Regions from separate parts of the Homo sapiens genome. Here regions 2, 3 and 4 are each linked to region 1. Evidence: chromatin loops called from intact Hi-C (ENCODE). Cell type or tissue: PC-3. All regions are shown on one strand. Links, peaks and the distances in the headings refer to the core of each region. The heading gives the core; the rest is flanking DNA.

The links. Hi-C counts contacts between places; a loop is a spot of excess contacts. Peaks named below come from ENCODE experiments on the same cell type or tissue, not always from the same donor. Only the 100,000 strongest peaks of a DNase experiment are listed, where the experiment ranks them.
Region 2: a loop joins it to region 1, with 6 times the contacts of the local background. A loop is called at or near these places in 2 of 110 quality-filtered maps.
Region 3: a loop joins it to region 1, with 14 times the contacts of the local background. A loop is called at or near these places in 2 of 110 quality-filtered maps.
Region 4: a loop joins it to region 1, with 11 times the contacts of the local background. A loop is called at or near these places in 3 of 110 quality-filtered maps.

What each region holds. Positions count from the first base shown.
Region 1 is chr3:67,717,110-67,722,520 of GRCh38, forward strand. The region is part of intron 3 of SUCLG2-DT (SUCLG2 divergent transcript); the gene reads left to right. Among named protein-coding and RNA genes, the nearest start is that of SUCLG2-DT, 65 kb to the left of the region's middle. In PC-3, for the core only: no CTCF peak of the experiment used is centred there; a DNase peak (open chromatin) is centred at 2,432; H3K27ac peaks cover 1,269 bases.
Region 2 is chr3:67,780,838-67,786,248 of GRCh38, forward strand. The region is part of intron 3 of SUCLG2-DT (SUCLG2 divergent transcript); the gene reads left to right. Among named protein-coding and RNA genes, the nearest start is that of SUCLG2-DT, 130 kb to the left of the region's middle. In PC-3, for the core only: no CTCF peak of the experiment used is centred there; no DNase peak of the experiment used is centred there; H3K27ac peaks cover 1,504 bases.
Region 3 is chr3:67,607,816-67,613,226 of GRCh38, forward strand. SUCLG2 (succinate-CoA ligase GDP-forming subunit beta) reads right to left here. Exons shown (of 11, transcript NM_003848.4): 2 at 1,640-1,781. Among named protein-coding and RNA genes, the nearest start is that of SUCLG2, 44 kb to the right of the region's middle. In PC-3, for the core only: no CTCF peak of the experiment used is centred there; a DNase peak (open chromatin) is centred at 2,836; H3K27ac peaks cover 2,244 bases.
Region 4 is chr3:67,645,196-67,650,606 of GRCh38, forward strand. All of the region lies in intron 1 of SUCLG2 (succinate-CoA ligase GDP-forming subunit beta), which reads right to left. Among named protein-coding and RNA genes, the nearest start is that of SUCLG2, 6.7 kb to the right of the region's middle. RefSeq lists a silencer at 2,310-2,604 and an enhancer at 2,310-2,604. In PC-3, for the core only: no CTCF peak of the experiment used is centred there; DNase peaks (open chromatin) are centred at 1,586 and 2,536; H3K4me3 peaks cover 321 bases; H3K27ac peaks cover 3,821 bases.

The DNA.
Region 1 (5,411 bases), core at 271-5,270:
TACTTAATAACCAAGACACCATGGGGTGGAGAAAAACATAGCTTCTCACTAGCCCTGCCTCCAGCAATCAGGCAGTGGGAATAATAGAGAAAGCTTGTGTGTGTGTGTGTGTGTGTGTGTGTGTGTGTGTGTGTGTTACTCCCCAGGGATTCTGCCTTGCAGGATCTCATCAATCAACCCATTTGACTTATTACCATTATGTATAATTTTGAGGTTTGTGTCAAAGGAACAGGTTTGTCGTGGTTGCTCTAATTATGGGGAAATCATGTGTAATACATATTACACATGTATTTTTATGGCAGGTCTTTTACGAAACAGGCTTAGTTTCTAATAATTTTACAAAGGAAGATGGGGGTGGTTTAAAGCTTAACTGGAACAATTTTAAATGCATGTTGGACTGAAGACTTATGGATTCAGATGTTTCAAATCTGTGTTGAAAACTGCTGAGAATATACTCAGAATCTTCAGGATTTAATTCACACATAGATGTGTATATTTTACATTCACATTATCCTTTATTTTATTTTTAACTAGAGTTAAGCATAATTTTACAGATATTCATATTGTTAGCAGATGGCTGCATTCACACTAATAAACAGCATTTTAAAATTTAATTTTTTTTGAGATAATTGTGATTATCTCAAAATACAGATTCATATGCAGTTGGAAGAAATATCACATACCCTTTACCTAACATATTTCAAAACTATATAGTACAATATCACAACCGGGATTTGGATATTGATACAGTCAAAGACAACATTTCTGTCACTTCAGTGTTCTTCATGTTGACCTTTTATAGCCATGCCAACCTCCCTTCCACCCCCTCCTTAACCCCTGGCAAACATTAAATTTTTTGTTTTCCGTTTCTATAATTTTGTCATTTTCAGAATATTCTATAAATGGAATCATATAGTAACTAACCTTTTGTGATTGACTTTTATCATCATGCATAATTTGGTATCTAGGTAATACTAGCTTCATAAAATGAATTGGGATATATTCTCTACTCTTCTATTTTCTGGAAGAGATTTTGTATAGACTCAGTGTAAATTCTTCTTTAAACATATGGTAGAATTCTCCAATGTAATGATCTAGGCCTGGAGATTTCTTTTTCTTGGAGTTTTAAAATTACAATTCAATTTTCATAATAGCTTTATGGCTATTCAAATGATCTACTTCATATTGGATATTGGGTGAGTTGTGGGAGTTTATGTTTTTTTTAAGAACGTGTCCATTTTATATAAATTGTCAAATTTATGTGTGTAGAGTTGTTCATAGAGTTTTCTTATTATGCTTTTGATGTCTGCAGGATCTGTAGTGATATCCCCTATTTTGTTCTTGATACTGGTAATTGGTGTCTTCTCTCTCTCTCTCTCTCTGTCTCTGTCTCTTTTTGGTCAGTCTTATTAAGGTTTGTCAATCATATCGATCCTTTGAAAGAACCAGGTTTTTGTTTCATTGATTTTCTTCATTGTTAGCTTGTTTTCAATTTCATTAATTGCTGCTTTCATCTTTCTTATTTCTTTCCTCCTATTTGCTTTGTATTTATTTTGCTCTTTCTTGGTTGTTGAGGTAGGAGCTTAGATTCGGGATGAGCATTTCCTCTCTCTAATGCTTGCATTTAATGCTTTAAACTTCCCACTCAGTATGTCTTTAGCTGTGTCCCACACATTTTGATATGTTGTATTTTCATTTTCATTTAGTTCAATGTATTTTTTAAACTTCCCTGAGACTTCCTCTTTACACATGAATTATTTGGAATTGTGTTGTTTAGCTTCCAACTGCTTAGGGATTTTCCTGTTATCTTTCTGTTATTAACTTCTAGTTTGATTTCACTGTGGTTGGAAAACATTCTGTATGCTTTCAATTTTTTTTTAATTTGTTGATGTTTGTTGAATGGCTGAGGATATGGTCCATTTTTGTATACGTTTTGTAGATACTTGAAAAGATTATGTATTCTGCTCTTGTTAGGTGGAGTGTTCTGTAAATGTTGATTAGATTCTGTTTGTTGATGGTGTTGTTGAGTTCTATATCCCAGCTGATTTTTTACCTAGTTGTCCTATCAACTGTTGAAGAAGAGTATTAAACTTTGTAACAGTAATTGTCGATTTGTCTGTTTGCCCTTTCATTCCAATTAGTTTTTGCATCTCATATTTTGCAATTTTGTTTGGTACATACTTATTTAGGATTGCTATCATTTGGCAGATTGACACTTTTGTCATTATGTAATGTCCATCCCTGTCTTTGGTAATTTTTTTTGTGTGCTGATGTCTATGTTATATGATATAATGCAGTGACTCCTGCATTCTTTAAACACTTGAGATATAATTCATGTACCATAAAATTCCTCTTTTAAAAGTATGCAGTTCAATAGTTTTAATATATTTACAAAGTTATACAACAATGACCACTGTCTAATTCCGTGATGTTTTCATCACTTCCCTTCAAAATATATCCGCTATTAGTCATATCCCATTTACCCATTTCTCTAGCCCCTGGCAACCACTAATTTGTTTTCTTCCTCTATCGTTTGCTTATTATAGGTATTTCATATAAATGGAATTATACAACAGTATCCTTCTGTGTCTGGCTTCTTTAACTTAGTACAATGTTTTCAAGATTCATTTATGTAATTAGCATGAATTAATACTTCCTTCCTTCTTATGATTGAATAATATTCCATTGTATGAATACAGCATCTTTTGCTTGTTAATTTACCAGTCGATGAGCTTTTGGATTGATTCTATTTTTTAACTATTTTTAATAATGTTTTTATGAACATTTGGATATAGAGATAGGTTTTCAATTCTTTTGGATATATAACCAGGTGTGGAATTGCTGGGTAATTCTGTTTAATTGCTTGAGAAAGTGTTAAACATTTTTTTTTTTTTTTGAGATGGAGTCTTGCTCTTGTCACCCACACTGGAATGCAGTGGCACGATCTCGGCTCACTGCACCTCCGCCTCCTGGGTCTCCTGGGTTCAAGCCATTCTCCTGCCTCAGCCTCCTCAGTAGCTGGGATTACAGGCACCCACCACCACGCCCAGCTAATTTTTGTATTTTTTTAGTAAAGATGGGGTTTCACCACGTTGGCCAGGCTGGTCTCGAACTCCTAACTTTGTGGTCTGCCCGCCTTGGCCTCCCAAAGTGCTGGGATTATAGGCGTGAGCCACTGCACCCAGACTAAACTTTTTTTTTAAGTGGCTACACCATTTTACCTTTCATTGTATGAGGATTCCAATTTCTTCACATCCTGCCAATACTTTTTATTGTCGGTCCTTTTGATACACGCTTTCGTAGTGGGTATAAAATGGTACCTTATTGTGGCTTCGATTTTCATTTCCCGAGCATCTTTTCATGTACATATTGGTTATTTGTATAAATTTCTATCTAGCACTTTTGCCCATTTTTAAATTGGTGTTGTCTTTATATTATTAATTTATAAGAGTTCATTATATACTCTGGATATTAGACCTTTATCAGGTATATGATTTGCAAATATTTTCTTCCATTCTGTGGGTTGTCTTTTCACTTTCTTGGTACTGTTCTTTGAAGCACAATAATTTCCAATTTTGATGTATTCCAACTTACCTATTTTCTCTTTCATTGCTGTCATATCTAAGAAACGATTGCCTAATTTAAGGTCATGAAGTTTTTCACCTATGTTTTCTTTTAAGAGTTCTATAGTTTTAGCTCTCATATTTACATCCTGATCCATTTAGAGGTTTTTTTTTAATATAAGGTGTGAGTTACAGTGTCCAATTTCATTTCTGTGAATACATTTCTTTTGATTAATGCTTCCATGACATATATTTTTCTGTATTTTTACTTTAACCTACCTATCTTGTTATATTTAATGCAAATTTCTTGTAGACAGCATGGATTCTATTCCTTTATTTGCTGTATTTAGACCATTTACATTTAATGAAATTGTTGATATGTTAGGGCTTAAGCCTGCCATTTTATTTTCTGTTTTCCGTTTATTCTGTCTGATTTTTCTGATTTCATTTTGTTTCTCTGGTTTGTTTTTCTTTCTGTCATCCTGTGGGTTGCTTGAACATTTTCTAGATTTCATTTTCTAGAATTTGGTTTATCTATAGTGTATCCTTTTATTTTTTGAGTCAGAGTCTCACTCTGTCACTCAGGCTGGAGTGGAGTGGCATGATCTCAGCTCACCGCAACCTCTGCCTCCTGGGTTCAAGTGATTCTTAAGCCTCAGCCTCCTGAGTAGCTGGGATTACAGGCATGTGCCACCACACCTAGCTAATTTTTTTGTATTTTTAGTAGAGACAGGGTTTCACCATGTTGATAAGGCTGGTCTTGAACTCCTGACCTTAAGTGATCCACCCACCTTGGCCTCCGAAAGTGCTGAGATTACAGGCGTGAGCCACTGCGCCTGGCCTATCTATAGTGTTTCTGAGGATATCTCTTTTTATAGTGTTTTAGTGATTGCTCTATGTATTATATGTACACAGCCTAGCATAGTCTACTGATGTCATTTTACCAGTTTGAATAAATTATAGAAAATTTGTCTTTCTTTATTTTTATTTTGTTTTCTTTATTTTTATTTATTTATTTATTTTTTTATGTTGCCCAGGTTGATCTCAAACTCCTAGACTCAAGTGATCCTCCCACCTTGGCCTCCCAAAAGTATTGTGATTAAGGCTTGAGTCACTGCTCCCAGCCAAGTTTCTTTACCCTTTCTCTTTTATAATTGTTTTAAATATTTTCTGTGCACACATTTAATATCACATCAGATAATGTTATAATTTTTGTTGCACTTATCAAATGTAAATGAGAAAATTGGAGAGGAGAAGGAAAGTCTATTTATTTATCTGTATTTTTGTTTGCCATACTCTTTTTTCCTGCTTGATATTCTACAGTTCCTGCTTTTGTCATTTCCTTTCTGTTTAGAGGACTTCCTTTAATCTTTCTTCTAGGGTAGGGATGCTAGAGACAAATTCTCTTAGTTTTCTTTTATCTGAGAAATGTCTTAATTTCTCCTTTATTTATGGAGGACATTTTCTCTGGATATAAAGTTCTGGTTTGGCACTTCTTTTTTTCCACACTTAAAAGACGTTGTGAGAATTCCTTTTGGCCTCCATTGTTGCTGATGAGAATGCCACTGTCATTTGGATTGTTTTTGTCTTATAGGTGTCATTTGTTTTTTGCTGCTTTCAAGATAATTACTTTGTCTTTAGTTTTCAGAAGTATGACTATGAAGTTTCTTGGTATTTTGGACTGAATTATCTCCACCACCACTGCTCCTCCCCCTCAAATCTATATGTTGAAGCCCAAATCCCCCAATATGATTGAATTTGGAGATAGGACCTTTAAGGAGATAATTAAGGCTAAATGAGCTCATAAGAGTGGGGCCCCAATACTATAGAACTAATGTCCTTTCAAGA
Region 2 (5,411 bases), core at 270-5,269, 64 kb after region 1:
CTCTGCTGCAGGTCTGCTGGAGTTTGCTGGAGGTCCACTCCCAACTCTGTTTGCCTGGGTATCAGCAGCAGAGGCTCCAGAACAGCAAATATTGCTTCCTGCTTTTTCCTCTGGAGACTTTGTCCCAGAGGGGCACCTGCCAGATGCCAGTCAGAGCTCTCCTTTATGAGGTGTCTGTTGGCTCCTACTGGGAGGTATCTCCCAGTTAGGATACATGGGGGTCAGAGAGCCACTTGAGGAGGTAGTCTGACCCTTAGCAGAGCTTGAACACTATGCTGGGAGGTCTGCTGCTCTCTTCAGAGCTGTCAAGCAGGGATGTTTAAGTTTGCTGAAGCTGCGCCCACAGCTGCCCCTTCCCCAGGTGCTCTGTCCCTCAGGTGTTCTATCCCAGGGAGATGGGGGTTTTATCTATAAGTCCCTGGCTGGTACTGCTGCCTTTTTTTCTGAGATGCCCTGCCCAAAGAGGAGAAATCTGGCAGTCTGGCCACAGGGTCCTTGCTGAGCTGCAGTTGGCTCCACCCAGTTCGAACTTCCTGGTGGCTTTGTTTACACTGTGAGCATAAAACCGCCTGCCCAAGCCTCAGAAATGGCGGACGCTCCTCCCCCAAGCAAGCGTGAGCTTCCGAGTTCGAACTCAGACTGCTGCTGTGCTGGTAGCAAAAATTTCAAGCCAGTGGATCTTAGTTTGTTGGGCTCCGTGGGCGTGGGACCCGCCGATCCAGACCACTTGGCTCCCTGGCTTCAACACCCCTTTCCAGGGAAGTGAAAGGTTCTGTCTCACTGGTGTTCCAGGCACAACTGGGATATGGAAAAAAGAAAAATCAAAAAACAAAACTCCTGCAGCTAGTCCGGTGACTGCTCAAATGGATGCCCAGTTTTGCGCTTGAAACCCAGGGACCTGGTGGGGTAGGCACCAGAGGGAATCTCCTGGTCTGTGGGTTGTGAAGACCATGGGACAAGCACGATATCTGGGCCGGAGTGTGCACAGTTCCTCAGGCTCAGTCCCTCACAGTTTCCCTCGGGCAGGGGAGAAAATTCCCTGACCCCTTGCACTTCCCCGGTGAGGCGACGCCCCACCCTGCTTCAGTTCACCCTCTGTGGGCTGCACCCACTGTCCAGCCAGTCCCAATGAGATGAACTGGATACCTCAGTTGGAAATGCAGAAATCGCCCGCCTTCTGTTTTGATCTCGCTCGGAGCTGCTGACCACAGCTGTTCCTGTTTGGCCATCTTGCCAGCAATCCTGCCTCTCTGTTTATATCACACTTAGAACACTACAATCACTTTAAGAAAGAAATTGGTGACATTGAAATGTGTTTAGAGAAGAACTGTTTAGAATCAGGGGGAAGCACAAAAACATGACATATGAAGAAAAATAACCAAGAATACAGTATTTATCACAATAAAAATCAAGCTCAGGGTAAAATATATAGCTCTCCATGATTTTGGAGTGCTCCCATGTGTCTGAGGACTTAGAGTTGTTCTGTAAGACCAACAGATATAGTGTTTTTTTTTTTTTTTTAAAGGGATTCCATTTCTTTTAGGAAGAATTTTTTCAGATTTAGGAAATATTATTAATACTTCCAGGAGGTTTTTTTTTTTTTTTTTTTTTTTTTTAGATAGAGTCTCACTGTGTTGCCCAGCTCACTGCAACCTCTGCCTCCCAGGTTCAAGTGAGTCTCCTGCCTCAACCTCCTGAGTAGCTGGGATTATGGGATTACAGGAGGAGCCTGTCACCACAGCCAGCAAATAGTTGTATTTTTAGTAGAGATGGGGTTTCACAATGTTGGCCAGGTTGGTCTCAAACTCCTGACCTCAAGTGATCCCCCTACCTCAACCTCCCAAAGTGCTGGGGTTACAAGTGTGAAACACTATGCCTGGCCTTTCTTTCAGGAGGTAAGTTCTCTCTTTGTTCAGCTGAAGAGAGTTTAAGCAATCACTATGTAATAACTCAATAATTTTCTGGAGGTTTGAACTTCATAATTTTTTTCAATGATAACATAGAAAATATTTTTTCCTTTTGCTTCTTCCAGTGGCTTTATTTAGTTTATTTTTTAATTGAAAATAAAACTTTGTGTGATACTGTAGATAAGATACAGCTGTAAAAAATAATACAGAAAGCTCCTAGGTACCTTTTGCCCAGTTTCTCCCAATGGTTACGCTTGTCAAAATTATAAGAACTAGGATATTGACCATGATAAAATTCAGCAATCTTATTCAGATTTTCCAAGTTTTATTTATACTTATGTGTGTGTGTGTATTTGTGTGTATTAAATTTTATACCGTTTTATTACGTGCAGGTTCTTGTATCCACTGCCACAGTAATGATACTAACAGTTCCAACACCACAAGGATCCTCTTGTTGCCTTTTTATATCCACACTCACCTCCTGCTTGCCACCCTCCTTCTCCAACCCCCACTCCCCATCCCCTAACTCCTGCCAACTACTCATCTACCTCCATCTAAATTATTTTTCATATTTCAAAATGTTACATAAATGAAATTAACAGTGCTATGTAGCCTTTTGGGATTAGCTTTTTTCACTCAACATAATTTTCTGAAATTCATCTAAGTTCTTGCTTGTATCAATAGTTTGTTTCTTTTATTGCTGAGTAGTATTCCATGGAATGTACTTGTCACAGTTTGTTTAATCATTCATGTGTTGAACATCTGGGCTGATTCCAGTTTTTAGCTATTGTAAATAAAACTGCTATGAATATTTGTGTATGGGTTTTTGTTTTGGTAAACATAAATTTTAATTTCTCTAGGAAGTGTCTCCAGGAGTGCAACTGCTGGGTGTTATTGTGGTTGCATGTTTAGTTTTAGTTTTGTTTTGTTTTTGTTTAAGAAATTGCCAAGCTGTTTTCCAAAATGGCCAGACCAGTTTACATTCCCTGTCTGTCTTTTTAAACATTGTAGTTTATCTTCTGTTTGTGGAATCTTAGCTGGGCTAAATGAATCCCAGTGTGGGAAGGATTTTAGAAACCTTGCCAAGACACAAAAAATAAAGTATGTTCTGAACTAATCTGAAGAAGAGAAAATCTTGTTTAACTAAACCTGTCTATGTAACAAGGTCATAAAAAAGGCTACACAATAAGAGAGAGGATCGTTCTTTTGGATTTTCAGAGAAGCCTTTGTTAAAATTCCACATGACCCAATGCTACTTAAAACCAAAGTCATGGGGATTAAAGGGGAAATATAAAGAATCAAAAATCTAATTCACAGTGAGTTACGCAGGCTGCTTTGTGCCTGGATTCTTGTGTACTTACAGCTGTCTACAGCACATTCCATCTAGAGTTGCTAGATGCTCTCCTTTAAGGTGTTAGCTTTCCCAGACATGCTTTGATGTCCTAGCAGTACCAACGTGGGCAGAGTGTCATGGGCTGCAAGGAAATGGGAGAATGCTGACACTTTCTTTACATCCTATCAGGACTCTTTGGAATGAAAGATACATTTTAGTTATTGTTTTCATTTTGAGAACAATAAGCACATATAATTAATTATGATATTTACAGTTATAGCCACCATTTTGAGTTTCTACCATGTGCCAGGATCTGTGCTAAATTACATACATTATATACAGTTCTCAAAATCAGCCTTCAAAGAAGGTATTTTTTTAGATCTCCAATTTATAAATGAGGGAGGTTAGGTCATCAAGTTTAACCACATATATTCATTAGACTACTATGAAACAAATTCAAAATTTTTATTAATTTCCATGCTAAGGAATTCTAAATGCCCAGTTTCACCTATGACTTCTCTATCTACCGTGATTCATTACTGACTGCTGGGGGCAGGGGAAGAATTAGGAGGATGGGTAGTAGAGGTAGAGTGGCTTAAGGTACACAAATATAATAATCATAATTATAATCATATTTTAATTATGCCATCATTTATTGAGTTTCTGCTATGTGCTGGGATTTCTGCTAATTTTGATATATAAGGTCTTGACTTCAAACAAAAATAATCTTGTGTAAAACAGTCACGTAAATACATGAGGAAACAGGCTTAGAAAGGTGAAGTGATTTTTCATAAAGTCACACACCTGGAGAAAATTCTAAGATTCAATCAGTGATCTACCTGACTCTAAAATTATTGCTCTGTTTGTTTGCATATCTCTATGTATGTATATCAATGGAAAACACACACCCACACCCACACTCACTCATACACACACAAATTCGTTATTAGAGAAATTAAGATTCTTGGTGATATGGTTTGGCTCTTTGTCCCCACCCGAATCTCATCTTGCAGCTCCCGTAATTCCCACATGTTGTCAGAGGGACGTGGTGGGAGATGACTGAATCATGGAGGTGGGTCTTTCCCATGTTGTTCTCATGATAGTGAATAAGTCTCACGAGATCTGATGGTTTAAAAATGGTAGTTTCCCTGCACAAGCTCTCTCTTTGCCTGCTGCCATCCATATAAGATGTGACTTGCTTCTCCTTGCCTTCCGCCATCATTGTGAGGCCTCCCCAGCCATGTGGAACTGTAAGTCCATTAAATTGCTTTTTCTCCCCAGCTTTGGGTATGTCTTTATCAGCAGCATGAAAACAAGCTAATATGGTAAATTGGTACCAGTAGAGTGGGGTGCTGCTGAAAAGATACCTGAAAATGTGGAAGACATTTTCCCCATTGTCTTGAGGATTAACATTCGGCTCCTTATAAATTATGCAAATTTCAGCAGTCAGCTTGAATTTCTCCTTAGAAAATAGGATTTTCTTTTCCATCGTGTTGTCAGGCTGCAAATTTTCCAAACTCTTATGCTCTGCTTCCCTTACAAAACTGAATGCCTTTAACAGCACCCAAGTCACCTCTTGAATGCTTTGCTGCTTAGAAATTTCTTCTGCCAGGTACCCTAAATCATCTCTCTCAAGTTCAGTGTTCTACAAATCTCTAGGGCAAGGGCAAAATGCCACCAGTCTGTTTGCTAAAACATAACAAGAGTCACCTTTCTCCAGTTCCTGAAAACTTCCTCATTTCCATCTGAGACCACCTCAGCATGGATTTCATTGTCGATATCATTATCAACATTTTAGTCAAAATCATTCAACAAGTTTCTAGGGAGTTCAAAACTTTCTCACATTTTTCTGTCTTCTTTTGAGCCCTCCAAACTGTTCTAACCTCTGCCTGTTACCCAGTTTTTGTGGCTGGTAAGTCTGATGGAAAACTTTGGGTAGTTGTCTTCAACAGTTAACAGAATATAGAAGAATAGGACTAGTGCAGTATCATGCTCATTGACCTGGTTTTTTCATGTTCATCAATCTCTCCTCAGTCTCAACCATTCCCCTTTCTACTTATTTACTACAAAATTTCTTTGTCACTGATGGATCAACACTCCTTTACTTGTAGCTGGTGGTACATAATTCCCACTATCTATTATATAGGAGCTCCATACTGTCTCTCACTTTA
Region 3 (5,411 bases), core at 333-5,332, 110 kb before region 1:
TGGGAGTTCCCCTGCACAAGTTCTCGTCTGCCACCATGTAAGACATCCCTTTGCTCTTCCTTTGTCTTCCACTATGATTGTGAGGTCTCCCCAGCCATGCGGAACTGTGAGTCCACTAAATCTCTTTCCTTTATAAATCACCCAGTCTCAGGTATGTCTTTATTAGTAGCATGAGAATAGACTAATACACTCCTAAAGACTCGCAATAGCATTGGGAAATAAGTACTATTAGCTTTGACCTAAAGAAACTGAGGCAAGGACGGAGAAGGTACTTCTGCAGAATTACAAAGCTGGTAAAGGGAAGGCAAAACACTGAAGCAAAGTTAGCTTGACTTTAAAGTCATGCCCTTGTCTTTGGTCTCCTCCAGTCACTCAGAGGGTGCTCTCCCCATGTTCTAAGGGACTTAAAGAAGGATGTCGACAACTGACTCACCCTGCAAAGGCTTCTCAAGCCCTTCAGCCATGTTTCTCCCAGCCACTAACCCACAGCTGACAGAAGTGGGTGAAATAGTGACTAAAATCTCTGAAAAATTACCATGAAGCAACATCCCATGTGCTGCTATCTCAGGTAAAAGAATAAAGTTTTCCTAAATTGATGTTTTTTGCTTTTTTAAATTGCAGTTATCATTTCCTTTATTAGTTAACATGGATCACAATTTCCTTTTTGTGTTATCAAATATTGTTGAAGGCTTCCATCCACTCCCTGCACACATTATTGAACGATGCTCCACTGTTGTACTATTCTTCATTTCAAAAAGAGCTGGGATGAAAACACCCTAATGCTCATACTGTAAGAATTTCTGAGGATACACCCTCCCTAAGGGATACTGAAAAGAAAGGGAAGTTGTTTGTTGTTCTAATTTTTTTTTTTTTTTTAAGAGAGAGAAGGTCTCACTCTGGCGCCCAGGCTAGAGTATGTTAGAGTGATCATAGCCCACTGCAATCTCAAACTCGTGGGCTCAAGTGATCCTCCTGCCAAAGCCTCCAGAGTAGCTAGGACTACAGGCATACACCACCATACTAGGCTAATTTTTTTAGTTTTTGTAGAAACGGGTTCTGCTATGTTGCCCAGGCTGGTCTCAAACTCCTGGACTCAAGTGATCCTCCCTCCTCAGCCTCTCAAAGTACTGAGATTATAGGCATGAGCCACCCCACTGAGCCTGTTCTAAGGTTTTTGACACTTAGGCCAAGTGCCTCCAGTGAGTGATCCTGGCGGAACTGAGGACACAGAGGTGCCTGTGAATCTCATGCAGCATGGGTCAGGCAGGGCCCAGTCTAGAGGAAACCTCTAGGTGTGCCAGGGAAGAAAGGCTCTATTCTCCTACACCCAGGCCATCACACTGAAGGCTGTCCTGTGATTCCACATCTCCTCCCAGGTCAGCAGGACTGAAGACTCACAGGGACAAAGCTCTGAAAGCAGACCCCTCCCTTCACGCTGCAGTCACCATGTGATTCCTGCACACTTACACACATGTACATGAGGCAATCTGGACTTTTTTGCTTTTGCAGTTCTAAGCTCTCCCCTGTATCTGTCCCTGTCAGTTTAATCCACAACAAAAAAAATTAACTAGTGGGAAGCCACTACCTGTGAATTCACTGATTTGGGCAAGTGTATTTCACCCATTATGAATCAGCTTACTTAGTCTCTTAGCAGCCTCGAGAGCTTCATTTGCAGTGTCTGCTACAAAGAATCTTTGAACTCTCACTCCGTTGTCAGACATCAGTTTCTTGCTCTGGTATTCCTGCAGGTTCAGCCATCTTCTGGAGGTTAATTGAACTGCCTACAGAAATTGAAGGAGAGAGGTAAGAACATTCATTAATAGCAAGAAAAATAAAAGTCAACCTACATGGCCAGTCTTAGAGGTACTGTTGACTGGCAATCTGCAACCCAGAGTTGAGAGAAGCAAAAGAAAAAAAAAACCCACTTAAATTCATGCCTAATTATTTTTTAACAAAAACTGTTAAGGACAACTACACACACACAAATGAATGCAGGTTTTTTAAAAATGCTGAAAGCTGAGTGAGCTCTGTGATCTAGTTAACAGTAATACACAAATATCAATGTCTTGCTTTTGATATTGTACCACAACTACATGAGGTGTCAGCATTAGGGGAAGCTGGATGAAGAGTACATGGGGCTGCTATACTATTTTTGCAACTTCCTTTGAGTCTACAAGTATTTCAACATAAGTTATTTTAAAAACTGTTAAGGACTCTATTACATGGATATGGCTCCCCCCTTCTCACCCCAAATAAATAAAGAGCATAGCATTATTTTAATAACTGTATATAGACTGTTAATCATTGTAAGGTTTTTCAGGAAATTTGTTTAAACACTCTGAAGTCACTGGGCCACAGACTAATTCATTTCTTTACCACAGTTTTTAACAGAGTCTGGGTAGGGCCATTGTGTGTTTAACGAGATTATCTCTTTCATCCACCAAGGTTGAGTGCAATAACCTGAAAGACTGACTATTAATTAAACTAGTTCCTAAACTGCAACTTGTGTATTAAAGGAAATTTGCTTAAGTTTCAAGTAGAAGTGGTTTTCCAATATGCACTACGTGTTTATCTGTGTTAAAAGGACACAGTCAAAGGACACAATAACATGAACAAATAAATTCCTTACATTTTATCCAATAATATCAACAGTATTCCCTACCAAATCTGTAAGCCCCATTTTTAAAAGAAGGAAAAAAAAAAAAAACCAGGAAAAATGAATACACTTAATGTAAACTCCTTTCCATCCATGAGTCATATGCAAAGGAAACATTACTCACAAGAGGAAGGATGACAATACAGTTAATGCACAAACCAAAAAAATCAATCACACAACTGGATCACAAGACTGGTAGTACATGGACATCATCTGATACAATCCCTACTGGCTTCTGTCCACGGCTTTGGTGGATGTCCAAGGCAGTGTCACACAGATCATAAAAGTGAGGCCCACAGGGCTTCATCACATGGAGCCATTACCTTTTGGGACATCTACTGTGTCCTTAAAATGTCATTTTCTTCTGGTATCCCCAAGCTATGATGTATTCATGGAGCTCTTTTGAAATAGGGTGATTCAAAGCTCTATACCCCCACTACTAGACTGTGTTCCACTAAAGGGTAGAAAGTGTGCCTTAAACTTCTCTGTATCTCTGTGAAGAAGGTGACAGTGCTTGACATATGAAAGACACCCAAAAAATGCCACTTGGATGGCCAAATGAATCAACTCTGCCTTTTGTCTCCTGATATGGACAATTTTTCATTCCCAGAAACTGGCCACCTCTAAAAATAAAAAAGTACAAGTTAGTCCTTAAGATGTGAAATAAACATAATATAATGTATACATGCTGGTAAAAAATTCAAATTTCAACATGATCAAGCCTAAAGATAGCTCTCTGTTCCGTCCTTGTAGCTGCTGGTAATGATGGTTTGGTTTTGCTTTTAATATTGAAGTTGCCTATACTTCTTCTTTAGAAATAAATAATACTGGGATAAAAATAAATTGTCAGACAAGCAATGCTCACATCATTTACCGTATATTATTTTTTAACTACACATTATTTCTTAATCTTACTTTTTAAGTCTTGATGAAACATTAGTAATTTGAAAAACACAAAATTCTGTAAATGAACATACTCAAAGGCTTTATAGTCTTAATAGCGTGTTATATAACATACAAAGAAAAATACGAGTTTAAGGCATTTAGCGAAAAAGCCCCTTAGTGAAAGAAAACATTAAACATTAGCTGTGTGCTATTATCTAGGACCACTCTTAAAAGGCAAATAGGAACAATCAATAGATTATGTCTACGTTGACATAACAATTTAAAGCCATTAACCAAAGAAAGAAAAAATATAGTTTGAAAAGAGCATTTGAGGGAGACTAAAAACAGCCACAATGTGGTTGTGGTCAATTCCTTTTCATCAGAACACTCGCCATATTAATTTTAGATATGTTAATGCAATCTGCTGGAAACTAATTGCAATTGATCCAGAGGCCAGCTTCACAGACATGTAACATATATTGACTGTTTCCACACTGACTCAAATGAAAGCCAGCTTGAAGTCTGTTGCTCTTAAATTGAAAACCAGGACAATGAGCACAGTTCCAAATCCACTGATGACACCCGGCTATCACTCCACAAAGGAATTCTTTTACAGAATAATCACCTATTTTTGTCAATCCAAAACTTGGAAAACTAGGGCCCTGACTGGCTCTAAAACTTCAAGACAACTCCACTTATTAAGAATTTGTAGCTGGGTGTGGGCAGGCGCAGTGGTTCACACCTGTAATCCCAACATCTTGAGAGGCGGAGGCAGGAGGATTGCTTGAGCCCAGTAGTTCAAGACTAGCCTGGGCAACATAGTGAGACCCTGCCTCTACAGAAAGTGAAAACATTAGCTGGATGTGGTAGTGCATGCCCACAGTACCAGCTAATTGGGTGGCTGAGGCTGGAGGACAACTTGAGCCTGGAAGGCTGAGGCTGCAGTGAGCTATGATTGTGCCACTGCACTCCAGCTTGGGTGCCAGAGTGAGACTCAGTCTCAAAAAACAAAAAAAAATGTGATACATCTACAGAAGTATAATTTATGTTTACTTCTGCATTCTCAGTTGTAAAAAAAGGGTGAGAAGAAATCTGCTATGCAAATGGATGGTAGAAAGTACGCTGGAAATGTAATATAAACTGCTGAATAATAATAACAATAATAGTTCCATCTACTATTAATTGAGCACTTATGAGCTAGGCATTATATTAAATATTCATGTTTCATGGTTAAAACAATCAGGAAATGTCAAGAATTATTATCTCTCTCTGTAGCTGTCATTAGTGCAAATCAAGAAATATCCTCGGTCTTCTTCCTTCTAGGCACTTCCTTACTTCAGCTGAAGTTAGGCGATGCCGTATCTACTACCTAGAGTTAGCACCAGATCCCCCAGGTTAGAGGCTCAGTCCCACAGGACTATACCCACTTGAGATGCCAGGCACAAGCCCCAGGTTATTTTACCTGTGCTTCTGACCAACCAGTTATCAATTGGGAGTTCCCAAGACCTCCTCCTCGGGTTTAACTAATTTTATAAGATGGCTAACAGAGCTCACAAAAACCACTGCTGACATTTACCAGTTATTTATAAAGGATATGACAAAAGACACTGGTGAACAGCCAGATGGAAGAGGTGTACATAACAAGGTATGCCCATGGAGCTTCCATGCCCTCTCTGGGGGTACCACCTTGCAGATACCGCCACATATTTGGCAATCTGGACACTCTCCAAACCTTGTCCTCTTAAGATTTTATTATTTTATTACATAGGCATGATTGTTACCTCATTAGCCATTGGCGATTAACTCAACTTTTAGTCCCGCTCTCTTCCCCAGAGACTGGGAGGATGGAACCGAAAGTCCCAACCCTCTA
Region 4 (5,411 bases), core at 263-5,262, 72 kb before region 1:
TCCCCACATATTAAAATTATATTTTATACAAAATATAGTCATAAAAGCTATTTTATACTGGTCATAAAAGCCTCATCATATACTCATATCAAACAAAAAAGAAAGGATCCATTAGACACTCACAACATGCTATGCTGTGAGTTTTGGACGTGGGACTCCAATCCTAAAAGCGTCCTCAGGCCCACCCTCGCTTAGGACAAGTCACAAGCCTTCTGCCTCCATTTCCAACCATCCTATTCAACACTCAGCCATTCAGTCCTTCTGCATCATTTTAAAATTCATGAGGATAATCTGTTTACAACTTCACCATCTCAAAATTTACTTAGTTTTTCTAATGTGCCAAATAGCACGTATATTTTTTTCCATGGTAATTATAAAAAAGTTAAAAGCTGAAAAATTCCTTTTTTCCCTGTATTGTTGGCTTTCAATTTTAATGATACATCACTTTAAAAGAGCCCTGAATCTTAACAAAGAAACACTCATCATTAATAGTTTATTCCCTTAATCAAAAATAATTCATAACTCTCCACTTTCTATTACTTATTAAAGGCCCACGTAAGCCCTCAGGCTGGAATGAGAATGCCTATGAGAACTGGTTTTCCCCCTTTCTTTCAAAGGTAGGAAAGGACTTACTAACTCAAATAAGTCCTTCAAGTCCAGATGGTATAGCATAGCATCTCAACAACAGGTAAGAGAGTACAAGCAGAAGCTGGGGACAAAAAGCAAAGGATAAAAAATAGTTCCTTATAAAAATGTGAAGAGATCTCCATTGATAAGGAGAAAACCTTAATATTTTCTGGTAAAGCTATAATGCTGATCCCTACTTCTATTCAATGCTGTGGGCAAGCCAATCAATGCTGTGGGCACGGGGAAGGGAGGGGAATGGAGGGGAGGGCAGGGGAGGGGAGGGGAGGAGAGGGGAGGGGAGGGGAGAATATGGTGCCCTAAATGGATCAGGCCACTCCCCAGACACTGTACCCAGAGCCCTGAGCCCTGCTTCAGGCAGGGAGGAAAGCATGGTGCTGTTCCTCTCCACAGGCCTCCCGACTTCAGCCACAGACAATAAGATGGGGGTGGATCCCTTACTTAAAACCAGACAATATCGAAACAATAAAGTTTGGCCGGGCACGGTGGCTCACGCCTTAATCCCAGCACTTTGTGAGGCCAGGTGGGTGGACCACCTGAGGTCAGGAGTTGAAGACAAGCCTGGCCAACATGGTGAAACTCCATCTCTACTAAAAATACAAAAATTAGCTAGGTGTGGTGGTGTACACCTGTAATTCCAGCTACTTGGGAGGCTGAGTCAGGAGAATCACTTGAACCTGGAAGATGGAGGGTGCAGTGAGCCAAGATCTCACCACTGCACTCAAGCCTGGGCAAGAGAGTGAGACTCTGTCTGAAAAAATATAAATAAAAATAAATAAATTCAGCTTTCAGAGACACTGAAATGTGAAAAAGAAAAAAAAAAGGTATCTTACAAAGAAATATAAGTAATTGTCACAAGATCACAAAGCTATGGAGTGCTGAAGGCAAGAGTTAAACCCGGGCAGTCTGATTCCACTCACGGTGTACGTCTAGTATCCTGGCATAATGACTCACAGCATTGAATCGATGCCAAAGTCGCCCAAATGATCTCCATTCTTGCATTTCTCCAACCCTCTCCACACTATATCCAGAAAGAGTACTCTACGCATTAAACTGCCCTTGCCACTTCACTGTCTAAAACCCTTCAATGGCTCCCTATTGCCCTCCTCAAGAACAAGCTTAGCTTCATTACCAGGCCTACCAGGATCAGCGATCTTGTCCTTGCTCTTGTCTCTGGCCTCATTTCTCACCGTAAACTCTACAAGGCAGCCCTCCTGAACCTCCTTAGGGCTCTCAAGTCACAACTCTGGGACTAAGACAGCCCACAAATGGAAATACAGCAAGCACAGGGAGAAATGGATGGGAGCAGAAAAAAGATGCTAGTCCCCCCACTCCAACCCACAGGACCCAAACTTACACAAACCATGCCTTGTGCTTTGCCATGTCTCCATTAACAATTCATATATTATGTCAAATCCCTCGAATTTTAAAATAAAAATAAAATTCAAAGGTAAATGTTAGAAATCTATGCATTTATGGCTACTGCCTAAGTCCTATTCTTTTGGAATCATTTCTAGAAAGGGTAAAAGCTGACCATACTCAGTACACTGGTCAAAGTCTGAACCCAGAATACCAGGAAACTCCATCCTCCAACACCATCCCCCAAAGCCCACTCTGCAAAGGCAATGACATTTCACAATTTCTCCAGCATTCTTGAAACGCTGAGGGCAGTAGTTTGTGCTAAGCACACAGTGAAAGTCATGTCCAGTTGGCCGTTGGTTCATGCTGTGGCTACTGCCAATTCTTTAAGTGTTCCCTCACCTCAAATCTTTGATGCACGAGGTCCAGCAGTCGTCACTACTAAGTCAACACTGAGACATGTAAATGTTTGTGAAATGAGTAATAACCAGGATGGTACAATTAAGCTCCCCATGAGCTCCTCCCCACTGCCACCTCAGGCCTCACCAGACATTCATCCCAACTGTGGAATCCTGAAGATAATCAGAGCCCGGGAGGCAGATCTTCACCCCTCTGAGCCTCAGATTCCCCAGAAGTAAGCTGGGAACAATAACTCCTATTTCACATGGCTACTGCAAGGATGAAGTGAAATAAAATGTATGGAAGCACCAAGCCAGTGACTAATCCTGAGATGGCAGCACATGATAAATGCTTACTGAATCTGGGAAAGCAAAATTATTCTAGCTCAATAAAGCCTTTTAAAAAGACCAGCGAATTTAGCTTCAAATTCAGTGCAAGAGAAATAATCATCCTGGGCCCACCATCGGGTCATATGCCAAATGTCTTAAATATCATCTTATTTAATCTTTGTAACTATCTGTGCAAATGATCCCCTTTTCAAGTAACAGTAAATTGAGGCTCAGTCAGGTTCAATAATTTGCTCCAGGTTGCAGAGAAAGAACATGGGAGATCCCATAAGAATTTGAACTCCGTTGAATTTGAACCCAGACTTCGTGTCTTTAATCTCCCTACTACTCTGTTGACAAGACCCTGAAGCCAGAGAGAGAGGAAGGTGGATAAGAGTCCAGAAAGGGCAACCATGCCAAGTTGATCAGCACACCTTCATCAGCACAAGTCCAAATGACCAAAGGCGAGTGTCACTCAAGGGCAAAAAGATGGGGAAAGGTAAGCAATCAGTTTAACTGCCTAGTTCAGCCCAACTAGGATCTTTCAGTGACAGAGCTTAATAATTTAACAGCATAAGTCCTTTATCAGCATGAGGCGGGTGACTCCCTGGCACTGTGATTTTAAGCAAATGACTATAGGGCCTCTCTATGCCTCTGACTGCTTCTATAAAACATGGAGACTGTGAAATCTCCCCTGCAGTGATGTTGTAAGGGTTAAAGAAATAATGTGTGGAGATTACTTCACGCAGCCTTGTTATATACTACATGCCCAAGGAACAGTTCTATGATTATGAGGACCCTTTCACAACTAGGATTTCTATAGCCCCTTCCTTCTTCCTCATTTGCTGAAATGAGCCACATCATCCCTCAACTTCTCCTGTTCCTTACCTCCCTCTCCCTTCTCTGTGCACCCTACTCATTGACTGAGACCACAAATGCTTACTGAATACCAACTCCGGCCAGCTGGGGAATCACTCACGCTGTTACATTAAGCTGTATCACTTTGCCTTTGTGGAGCTTACATTCTTAAACTTGTAGGAGAGCGGGGAAGACGGCCAATGAACAAATAACACTACCAGGTACAGTCAAGTGTTATAAAGAACAAAGCAGATAAGGGTACAGAGAATAATCCCTGGAAAGGCAGGGCTGGGTAAGGTAATTAGGAAAAAGCCTATCTGAAGAATCAACGTTGAATCAGAAAGCTGATGAAGACAGAGATCAGGCAATGAATGATCAGAGGGAATAGTTCTGCAGACACAGGGTAAGTGGTTGACAGAGGCCAACAGTATCTTAGAAGGCTAAGAACACAGCTCAATTGCAGTACCCACTATGTTTTAGTATAACTACAGGTTTATAGGCCAGTTGTACCTCTGTGCCCTCTGAAGGTAGGAGCTGTGTTTCTTATTCCTGTCTGCATTCACTCAGTCATATTTATCTGCCCAACATTCTATAAAGAATGAGCTGTAATAAGCATTCAGAAAATATTTGCTACATAAATGATATTTGTTTGATTTTTCAGTTGTGGGGGTTAATTTTATTCCCTGCTGAATTCTGGGCTTTCTGAAGCCCCATTTAGACTTCTTTGTATACCCAAAAGTGCCATTGTCCCTCAACTTCTGCTATCCACCTCTCCCTTCTCCATACTAAACTGCTCACTACAACTACTCTCCCCCTGTTCTCTCACCTCTGCCTCTGCATGAATTCACCTGGACTGCCTTCTTCATCACCTCCACCTTCCTCACAAACTCTCAAGATTAATCTCCAAATTTCATTAGTGTACTGATATTATCATTTGTTCAAATATTTCCAAATCTCTCAAGTTCTTCAGTAAAACTTTTCCATCAAGTAACAGAAAGTGATGCATCAAGTGACAATTGCAGATTGAGTGGTAAAGACAGCTGAAGGACAAATGATCTGAGGTTACTTATGTAATTTCTTTTCCTCCCCCAAATATGCCATATTTCAGTGACTTTCTGGGCTTTGCGCCTGCAGAACTAGACCAGGGTACGAGGGCAGGAATGTTCTCACTACTGTGGGTCTGTGCACTCAATCACTCACCCATAAAAGAAATGCCTTATTTACAGCAAACAAAACCAATTTAGGACAAAGCTATCACTTAACGGTCTTCCCCACAAGGAAGGTCAATAGTTTAGCATCTAAATTATTTGAGATGGATTCCCTTTTCTAAAAGCAGAAATTGCAGCTGTACTTCATTTTAAAAAAAGAAAAAAGTCAAATATTTATTCTCCTAGGCAAGAGGGAGATACAGGTAAGTCACAACTTCCAATGCAGCCGCCACAGCCTCATTTAGCTGATAAGAACTTGCCCATAACCTTTAGTCCTTCACTTACAAAAGTCATGCATTCATCTTTCTCCTCCCACTTCCGTAAAGGCAGAAAATTAGGCTGGAGCCATTCTTTCTGAGTATACAACAGCAGGGGCATGGGTTTAAGCAGTTTCTTTGACAACATACATTCCTCTGTAAGTCCCTGGACAGAAGCTCTGGGCTGCACAGAAAACATACAACAAGGATTCTAAAATAGGAGGCCTGGCCAGGCACAGTGGCCCACATCTGTAATCCCAACACTTTGGGAGGCTGAAGGGGGCAGATCACTTGAGGTCAGGAGTTTGAGACAAACCTGACCAACATGGCGAAACCCCATCTCTACTAAAAATACAAAA